2 separate regions of the Homo sapiens genome follow, and region 2 is linked to region 1. A link is a loop called in an ENCODE intact Hi-C map of the cell type or tissue named here. Cell type or tissue: GM12878. All regions are shown on one strand. Links, peaks and the distances in the headings refer to the core of each region. The heading gives the core; the rest is flanking DNA.

Region 1 (4,411 bases), core at 142-4,141:
TTTAATAGAGACTGAATTTTTAAATATCCAGCCTCCTCTCTCTCTTGCTCTCTTTATCTCTCTCTCTCATCATCATTGACTTATCGTGTGTTCTAACAACTGAAAGTGATTGGAAATCTAAGATATGCCCAAATTATTGTCAAATAGCACAGAAAGCAGATCTGTCATAGAATATTAAAAGGCAATGGCTAGGGAACAATAAAGTCACTTCCTGCCTGTACCCTGAAACCATTTAATATCCTCAGCTCTAATTCTTTGTAAATTAGGAAAAAGAAGAGTATTTTATAATTACTTTAAATTAAACTCATTAATTAGAAGATAATCAATTACAGATAAATAATTAAAGATAAAAATACTCCCTTTGGGTGCAATAACTTCAGTCTCTGGGTGTGGACAAAAGTGCCAGAGGAATAAGTACCAGAAGGTATATTGTTAGAGCATAGGTCTAGCTTCATTTTATTTTTCATCTCATGGAGGAAGTAACTCCTTTGCCTGAGCTAGCTTGAGTCTTGTCAGAACAATTTCAGTTCTGAATAGGAATTTTTGTTTCCAAAAAAGGAGTCCCAGGTTTGCATTCTTAGAAAATTAAAAGGGATTATGACCAGACACATGATATCTTGTAATATTTGACTCTTCATTCTAGTACCATTTTTCCTCTCTATATTTCAATGAGAACATAAAAAGTCCAGAAACAACTGTCTAGAAACTGATGCATTAAATTTGTGGGAATTTCTGGGAGTAAATAAATGAAGCATTAGAAGTTTGGCTAATGGCTGTCAAAAATGTTTGGATGAATAATATTTAGAAAATTGATTTGTGAGATTCTGTTATCAGGAAATATATATATAATACTTTAAGTTCTGGGATACATTGCAGAATGTGTAGGTTTGTTACATATGTATACACATGCCACTGTGGCTTGCTGCACCCATCAACCCGTCATCTACATTAGGTATTTCTCCTAATACTATCCCTCCCCTAGCCACCCACCCTCCAACAGGCCCTGGTGTGTGATGTTCCCCTCCCTATGTCCATGTGTTCTCATTGTTCAACTCCCACTTAATAAGTGAGAACACGCGGTGTTTGGTTTTCTGTTCCTCTGTTAGTTTGTTGAGAATGATGGTTTCCAGCTTCCTCCATGTCCCTGCAAAGGACATGAACTCATCCTTTTTCATGGCTGCATTGTATTCCATGGTGTATGTGTGCCACATTTTCTTTATCCAGTGTATCATTGATGGGCATTTAGGTTGGTTCCAAGTCATTGCTATTGTGAATAGTGCTGCAATAAACCTATGTGTGCATGTGTCTTTATAGTAGAATGATTTATAATCCTTTGGGTATATACTCTGTAATGGGATTGCTGGGTCAAATGGTATTTCTGGTTCTAGATCCTTGAGGAATTGCCACACTGTCTCCCACAATGATTGAACTAATTTGCACTCCCACCAACAGTGTCAAAGCATTCCTATTTCTCCACATCCTCTGCTTTATAGCATCCTCTGCTTTATAGGTGTTAACCTATATTGTTTTAAGGGTTCATTGACTGCCTAATAAATATCTTCTCAAAGTCTGGACAAAAACATTCTCAAAAAAAGTATATGTTCCTTTCTCTGTCCCTAGACAATAAACCACTTGAGGATAAATCTGTGTGTATATTACTTGTGAGTCCTCAGAGCCTACCACATTGCTTGGAACATAATAGGCACCCATTTATATTTTTAAATAAATGAATGGAATCATCAAATCTACTACCAAAGTGGTATGTTGGAAAAATGTTATTAATAATTAAGGTGGATAACAGGGAAGGAAGATTAGTACGTGGTTCTACTTCTGACTTCATATAACTGCCTGAATGTCCATTTTAGTAGTTGTCAAAAATTCAGTTAAACTGTTTTGTGTTCCATGTATAAATGGAATCATGTAGTATTTGTCTTTTTGTGCCTGGCTTACTTCATTTAACATAATGTCCTCCAGTTCATCCATGTTGTTGCAAATGATAAGATTTCACAGAAATAGGGAGTAAAACAGTGGTTACCAGAGGCTGGGGAGTAGGGGATAGGAGATTGGGAAGATATTGGCCAAAGGAAACAAAATTTCAGTTACAAAGGATAAATAAGTTTAAGAGATTTATTTTACATATCATATTGCATATTAAAAAATTGCTAAGAGAGAAGGTTTTAATGGTTCTCACCACACACACAAAAAAAGTATGTAAGGTAAATAGATTGATTTGAGATATATATATATATCTCAAAAACATCATATTTTACATCACAAACATACAACTTTTATTTGTCAATTAACAGTATAAAAACAATGAATAACAATTCAAGTTTGCACAATTAAATCACTATCTCTGGTAGAATTGATGAAGCCTAGATTTCTAAATTAAAAATTATTATATTAAATGAGTTTGTAACCAAAATGGCTAAAACAGACTTAGAGTCCAAGTCTGTAGGACACAAAATCACCTGCATTTTTCACTACAACAAAATGGAATGAGAGTACAGAATTGAGCAATGTAACTGTCAATCACTGAGCAGTGACAGCAGTGGTCACAGTGGTCGGCTCCATTGAACCTTCTGGGGAGAGTTGCATGACAAAATGCTGTACTCTCTCTGACCTTCATTTGGAAAGCCATGAGCCTTGTCAGGCTTGGCTAGAAGACGTTCCCTCCAATTTGTGCGAGGGGCCCTCAGAATGTACTAGTATTATCAGAAAACACCCAAGCCACAGGAAATATAACTCTCAAGTAAGAAGAACACATCTAAGTAACAATAGCAGCACCTTAAATTTGAAAGCTCGCATTTACCTAAGCAGCACTTTCATCTAAAACAAAAGAAATTTGGAGGGTATTTTTAGTAATGGTCCTGGTCAAAGAAAAGCATCTGCTTTCATGATTTCAAGCAGCAAATCTACTTTTGTGAATATGCTGTGGGGGCTTGAAAGGATCTCTCAACAGACTCATACATGTTAAACTGCCTGATGCTTAATGTTAGGCTTATCTTTTTTTTTTTTTTTGATAAATTCTCCTTGGGATGCTTCTCCTACTCATCAAAGTTTGAAAATTCATCTTGAAGAGATCACAGTTCTTAACCCAGGTTTTAAATCTAATCAGATGACAGAACCTAGAAATTCATTAACAGTGACTCACAAATCCTCTCCTATTCCTTTTTTTTTTTTTTCTGTTGCCCTTCTAGCACCTGTGGGTTCCTCACTTTACTGTGATTTACCACACACACACACCAAAATCTGGATTGGGCTTTGCTATCTCTCATGTTTCCTCTGGCTTATCCATCTTACAAGTCACTACCTGACATAATTGCATAAATGGCAACTCCAATTACACAATTACCGTCTTCAAAAGGTCTTTTACCTTATAAGGTGAAATGCAAGTTAGCTCATCATTTTCATTTTCAACTCACTTTTCTCACCTTAAGTTTTTAAGGCATTGTATGCTCTTGTCAAATAGGTCTCCTCACTGTTTTTCCTATGGATGTCATATTGATTATTGGCTTGGCATTGTTTCTTTCTCTAACTCATTCCTTTTTATGGCTGAGTAGTATTCCATCAATTCCTATATATATATATATATATATATATATATATATATATATATAGGAATTCCATATATATGGTGGAATATATATATATTCCATGTGATATATATATATATCGCAATACATATATATTCCATGTGATTTATATATATATATGATGGAATATATATATATATAATCCATGTGATATGTGTGTGTTTGTGTATATATATATGTGTGTGTGTGTGTGTGTGTGTGTGTGTGTGTGTATCACAATTTCTTTATCCACTCATTGATTTTATGTGCCTTGGTCTATTTTTCTTTATTTTCTTTATTTTTTATTTTTATTTTTCCATAGGTTATTGGGGTACAGGTGGTGTTTGCTTACATGAGTAAGTTCTTTAGTGGTGATTTGTGAGATTTTGATGCACCCATCACCTGAGCAGTATACACAGCACCCTATTTTTAGTCTTTTATCCCTCACTCCCCTCCCACTCTTCTCTCCAAGTCTCCAAAGTCCATTGTATCATTTTTATGCCTATGCGTCCTCACAACTTAGCTCCCACATATCAATGAGAATATACAATGTTTGGTTTTCCATTCCTGAGTTACTTCACTTAGAATAATATTCTCCAATTTCATCCAGGTCGCTGCAAATGCTATGATGGAATTCCATATATATGATGGAATATATATATATTCCATGTGATATATATATATTCCATGTGATATACATATATGATGGAATATATATATTCCATGTGATATACATATATGATGGAATATATATATTCCATGTGATATACATATATGATGGAATATATATATTCCATGTGATATACATATATGATGGAATATATATATTCCATGTG
Region 2 (4,411 bases), core at 267-4,266, 710 kb after region 1:
GAACTTTTTTCTGAAATAACTGATTGAAAAGCAAAATAATAATAATAATGAATTAGCCAGGAGTCATATTTATACACACAATCGACTTTTCAGATATTTTTTCCCACTGCATTCATTGGTAACTTAAGTAATTTTCAAATAATTCAAAAACATATCTTTAAAAATATATAGAAATGAAAAAAATGCTAACATTAACATATGAAATATAAGTAATCTCTGTGCTGGAAATTCTTTTTGGAGATATCTCCCCATGCATGTTTTCTTCTAGTGATCCATTTTATCTTTCTGCATATCATCTAACATTTATTCACCCACTCATGACAAATATATGTATGGATGCATGCTGAATTCACATATGCCTGTGTGTGTATTCATCACTATGTGCTGGATACTATTCTAAGTACTAGGGCTATCCTATTCAGTAAAACAGAATCCCAGTCTTACAGAGTTTACATTCAGATAGGAAAATACTGATGATAAAAATATATGTACAGTAAATACATGATATTGAGATGAATGGTACCATGAAGATATACCAAAGAAGCATAAGGAAATAGAGAGCTGGACATGGTGGAGGGAAGGAAAATTTCCACTTCACTTAAGGTGAGCACAAAAGGGGTCTATGACAAGAGGTTATATAAAAGAGATGAGGAAATTAAAAATGAGGAAACAAGCCATGTTAATGTATGGCATATGTGAATTCCAGACAGAGAGAAAAAATAAATGAAAGTTCCCGAGGTTGGAGCACCTTTGGCATTTTCAAGGAAAAATAGGGAAGTCTATGTACCTGGAGTGAAATAAAAAACAGGAAAACTAGTAGAAGGTAAAATCAGAGACGTGGTGGGGGTTGAGTTCACAGGGACTTGATGGGATTATAAAGATTTGATGACTGCATTTTGAGTTAAATGAAGCAGGAAAAATTCAGTGAAACTGAAAAGGAGTGCATAGCTTAGGTTAAGTGCTTCCATATAGAAAGAGAAAGTAGACAGCCCTCCCCCTCTTGGCCCTAATGGAATAAGGATCAAGACGAGAGTCAGAGGTGCAGCAAAAGGGGCCAAACTTGAGGCAGGGGCCTACAGAAACTCTAAATATCTATGAGGAAATTTGGGAACATAATAGCAAAGGTCTTCTTTCTCCAAAGCCTGAGAGTCATTGCAAACATCTAGGAATAGTCTTGCAGGAGAGGAAGGAAGGGAAGGAGGTGGGTAGCTCAGTGCTGTTACAGGGAGGTGGCTAGAGACAGGAGCCAGAGGCTGTGATCCCAGTCCCCAAGGCCTATGTGGAGGGGCTTAGAAGTTTTTGCATGCCTCAGTAAGGGTTCAAGGTACTGAGAAGACTGGTGAAATAGCAGAGGCCTGGGGTCAGGACTAAGAAATTGTGGTGAGTTTTTAGTGTACTTGCATGCAAATAACTGGGACCATGAATCTCAGTAGTGGTTGCCTTCATGACAACCAAGGAGGCCAGCTGGGACTAGCAGCACTATCCTCATTGCCACCAATCTACCCAGATGCTATCTGGAGGTGAAAGGAAACCCAAAGAATCTCTTCTTTTTTCAAGAGAAATTGTCTAAAATATGAAGAGACTGGGAGACCATTAATTGTCAAGTTTTCATCCCACCACCCCTCCCTGCACAGTATTCAGTGACATAGAGGTCATGAGAAAGATTAGATTAGTTACTTACAGACTATACCCTTCATTTGCAATTTATAAATTGTGACCGTACCCTATACCTAGAATCTGGAAATTCTATCTCATATATCATTTATCTAAGATCTGTGCCATACATTAAAATGATTTTTCCCAGTTTGTGTGAGTAGTTATATAACCAATAAAATCTACTTTAAAAAGTAAAGACATTTACTATCAGCTTGACTTTATAATAAAACCAAGTTTAATTGTTTGAAAGTTTGATAAGGCATCTGCCCCATAGAAATGTCTTATTAGGCAAAATCTGTAGATGTTGGTCATTTGCTAAAGAGCCCCATTTTCTCCTCTCACCCCAATTTACTGAATGGGTCTGCTAAAAGCATAAGCTTTTTAGTCCCATAAGTAATTTTAAAATGATTATTCTAACTGAACTGCTCCTAAGATTTACTACCTATATTCAAGTGTAAACAAAACACTAGATCTCAGATTCAGTAAGGAACTTTTCCATTTCCTTTCTCTCCATTTAAGCTCAAGGCAGATATTATGATTTTGAAAGTAATATTTATTTGGATAATATCAGAAAACCAACCTAAACAAATTTTTTCTTCTCATGCTATTATTCTGAAACTTCCATGGTTATTTTTGTATACATTTTTCTTTCCCTCTTCCTTACAATCCTTATAACTTTATCCTCACTGGAGTTATTCTGTGTTGGAGCAGATAAACAAAATGAATTCTTACACTGTATTAGCCGAAGGGCAGCAGACATGAGAAGAAAAGAGAAGTGGTGTTCACAGTCGAAGGACGTGCTTTTCAGTAGTGATTCAGACAATTCAGAAAAGCTTACTCATCTCTTTCCTATCTGCTAGTGTGACCACTGTATTCTTCTTTTTCAGATTGCCTTCAGGGTTATCTGCTGTTTGAGTGTCATTACAAAAGTCAGGTCTGCTCAGGATCATGTCAAATAATTTATCCCCATGTCCTCATTTTAACTCCCCATTGCTTCTTCTCAGCCCTGTGCTCTGGGTCCTCACCACACATCAGGTCATAGAAGCTGGGTGCCCCCTCACATTGCTTTCTTTCTTATTATGCATACCAGTGTTATGCAAACCCTACAGGAGTATCTTAGGTTATGCAGTTTTCCCATGACATTTAAAGGAACCCTAAGCCTCTTGTGGGAAGTAAGATAAGGCATCCTTAGAAAGTGTTATCTCTACAGTTTACTACATTGGGATTACTATTCACTCAACTAAATATGATTTCAAAAAGTTAATTGTATTTTCTAGATATCTTAAAAAGAAACCATACATTTTTAAAAACATGCTGCTTTAACTTTGTCTAGAATCTTACTCCCTGCCCCCAAATTTAACAGCTTAGCTTTTCCATTGCTTAAGTAAGTGCCTTGTATTTGAATAATACAGCTTAATCAGATTTTTGAAAGCTTTTATTACATCGTTTTAAAGTGGCATAAATAATGTAAAGTAAGCCTAATTTCACATTAGACACCTTCTATGGCGGCTTATGAAGCTCAAGTTTTTTTAGTTTTTTTTTTTTTTTTTTTTTTTAATTAAGGCGATTCCAGCAGTCATTTCTGACTCTGTGGCATCTTTCTGCAAATCCTGTCCACTTTACTGCTATACCGAGGTTCATTTGTGTCATTCAAATCTTTGCTCTTTAAATATCCACTTATAAATTTATTATGGCAATACATTCATATCTTTACATTTAATCTGAAACTTCGGTAACAAGCAGGAGATGGAATAAATGAGTAGCAGACACACTTGACAAAGTCAAAATGCTCTCCTGTCAGTGCCCATATGAACTATTACAATGACAGAAGAGCATTTTAATTTTGTCCAGTTCTTCTTTCTCCTTTTCACTCTGCATTTCTCCTTCTCCAGCTGGCTACGGAAACTTTGATAAAAGATCCAGACTTTAAATGCCCAATATCCTCAAAAAAATGTCAGAGAATGTTTTAAAATCATAGATTTTGAATGACACAGATGAACTTCACTTGCAGCACTGCTGCAGTGGGGAATTTATCATTTTGTTAATTAAGAAGGGTTTTCCAATAGTCACTCCAGAAATTGCCTCTGGAATATCATTAATTAACAATCTTACTTCCACCATGGGAGGGAGGAATGAGGCCGAGCAGCAAAACTCACAAAAGGACTAACTTAAAATACACACACACACACACACACACACGCATTTGAAAAGCACCAGACAAATCTGGAAAAGAGGAGGGGAATGAATTACTTAACACAAATATTATAGGATCAACAGAGCTAACAAAAAATCCAATTCATAGCATTTAAAGCTATCTTAGTTCACAGGCCTTATGCTAGTCCCGAAATAAAGTCAACAATTTAGAAACTCTATCTGAACTAAATAATTTACCATGTTGTTTGGAATTTAAGGGCTTTCCCCCCAACAATGACTGCTTCCTTTCTAGGGAAGAAGAAAACAAGTCTTTTTTCCCCCCAGTTTTCTTATTTGTTGAGTATCCAGGTAACAAACTACTTAAAATCAACCAAACAAAACTTGATAATTGGCCCTATCCCCATGTGAGCCACAGAAGGATGTAACCATGGCAACCTGTCATTTAGAACAGACCATCTCACGTACCTTTCAGAATTTAAGCATATGAGAACTTATCCATTCCCAAGTAGAATTATCATGCCGGGAACATTTTGTTCTTTATTGCAGAGGAAGTATAAAGCCAGACTCTTAAATTGTTCTCAACAAGGTGTTCAGGAGAAAA

Evidence for each region. Hi-C counts contacts between places; a loop is a spot of excess contacts. Peaks named below come from ENCODE experiments on the same cell type or tissue, not always from the same donor. Only the 100,000 strongest peaks of a DNase experiment are listed, where the experiment ranks them.
Region 2: it touches region 1 in a loop (3-fold over the local background); 1 of 110 quality-filtered maps calls a loop at or near these places.

What each region holds. Positions count from the first base shown.
Region 1 is chr5:89,306,160-89,310,570 of GRCh38, forward strand. All of the region lies in intron 7 of MEF2C-AS1 (MEF2C antisense RNA 1), which reads left to right. Among named protein-coding and RNA genes, the nearest start is that of LINC02161, 270 kb to the right of the region's middle. In GM12878, for the core only: no CTCF peak of the experiment used is centred there; a DNase peak (open chromatin) is centred at 2,602; H3K4me3 peaks cover 284 bases; H3K27ac peaks cover 2,648 bases.
Region 2 is chr5:90,013,204-90,017,614 of GRCh38, forward strand. MIR3660 (microRNA 3660) reads right to left here and starts at 3,517; the gene lies at 3,418-3,517. RefSeq lists an enhancer at 1,508-1,557. In GM12878, for the core only: no CTCF peak of the experiment used is centred there; DNase peaks (open chromatin) are centred at 1,478 and 2,528; H3K27ac peaks cover 2,379 bases.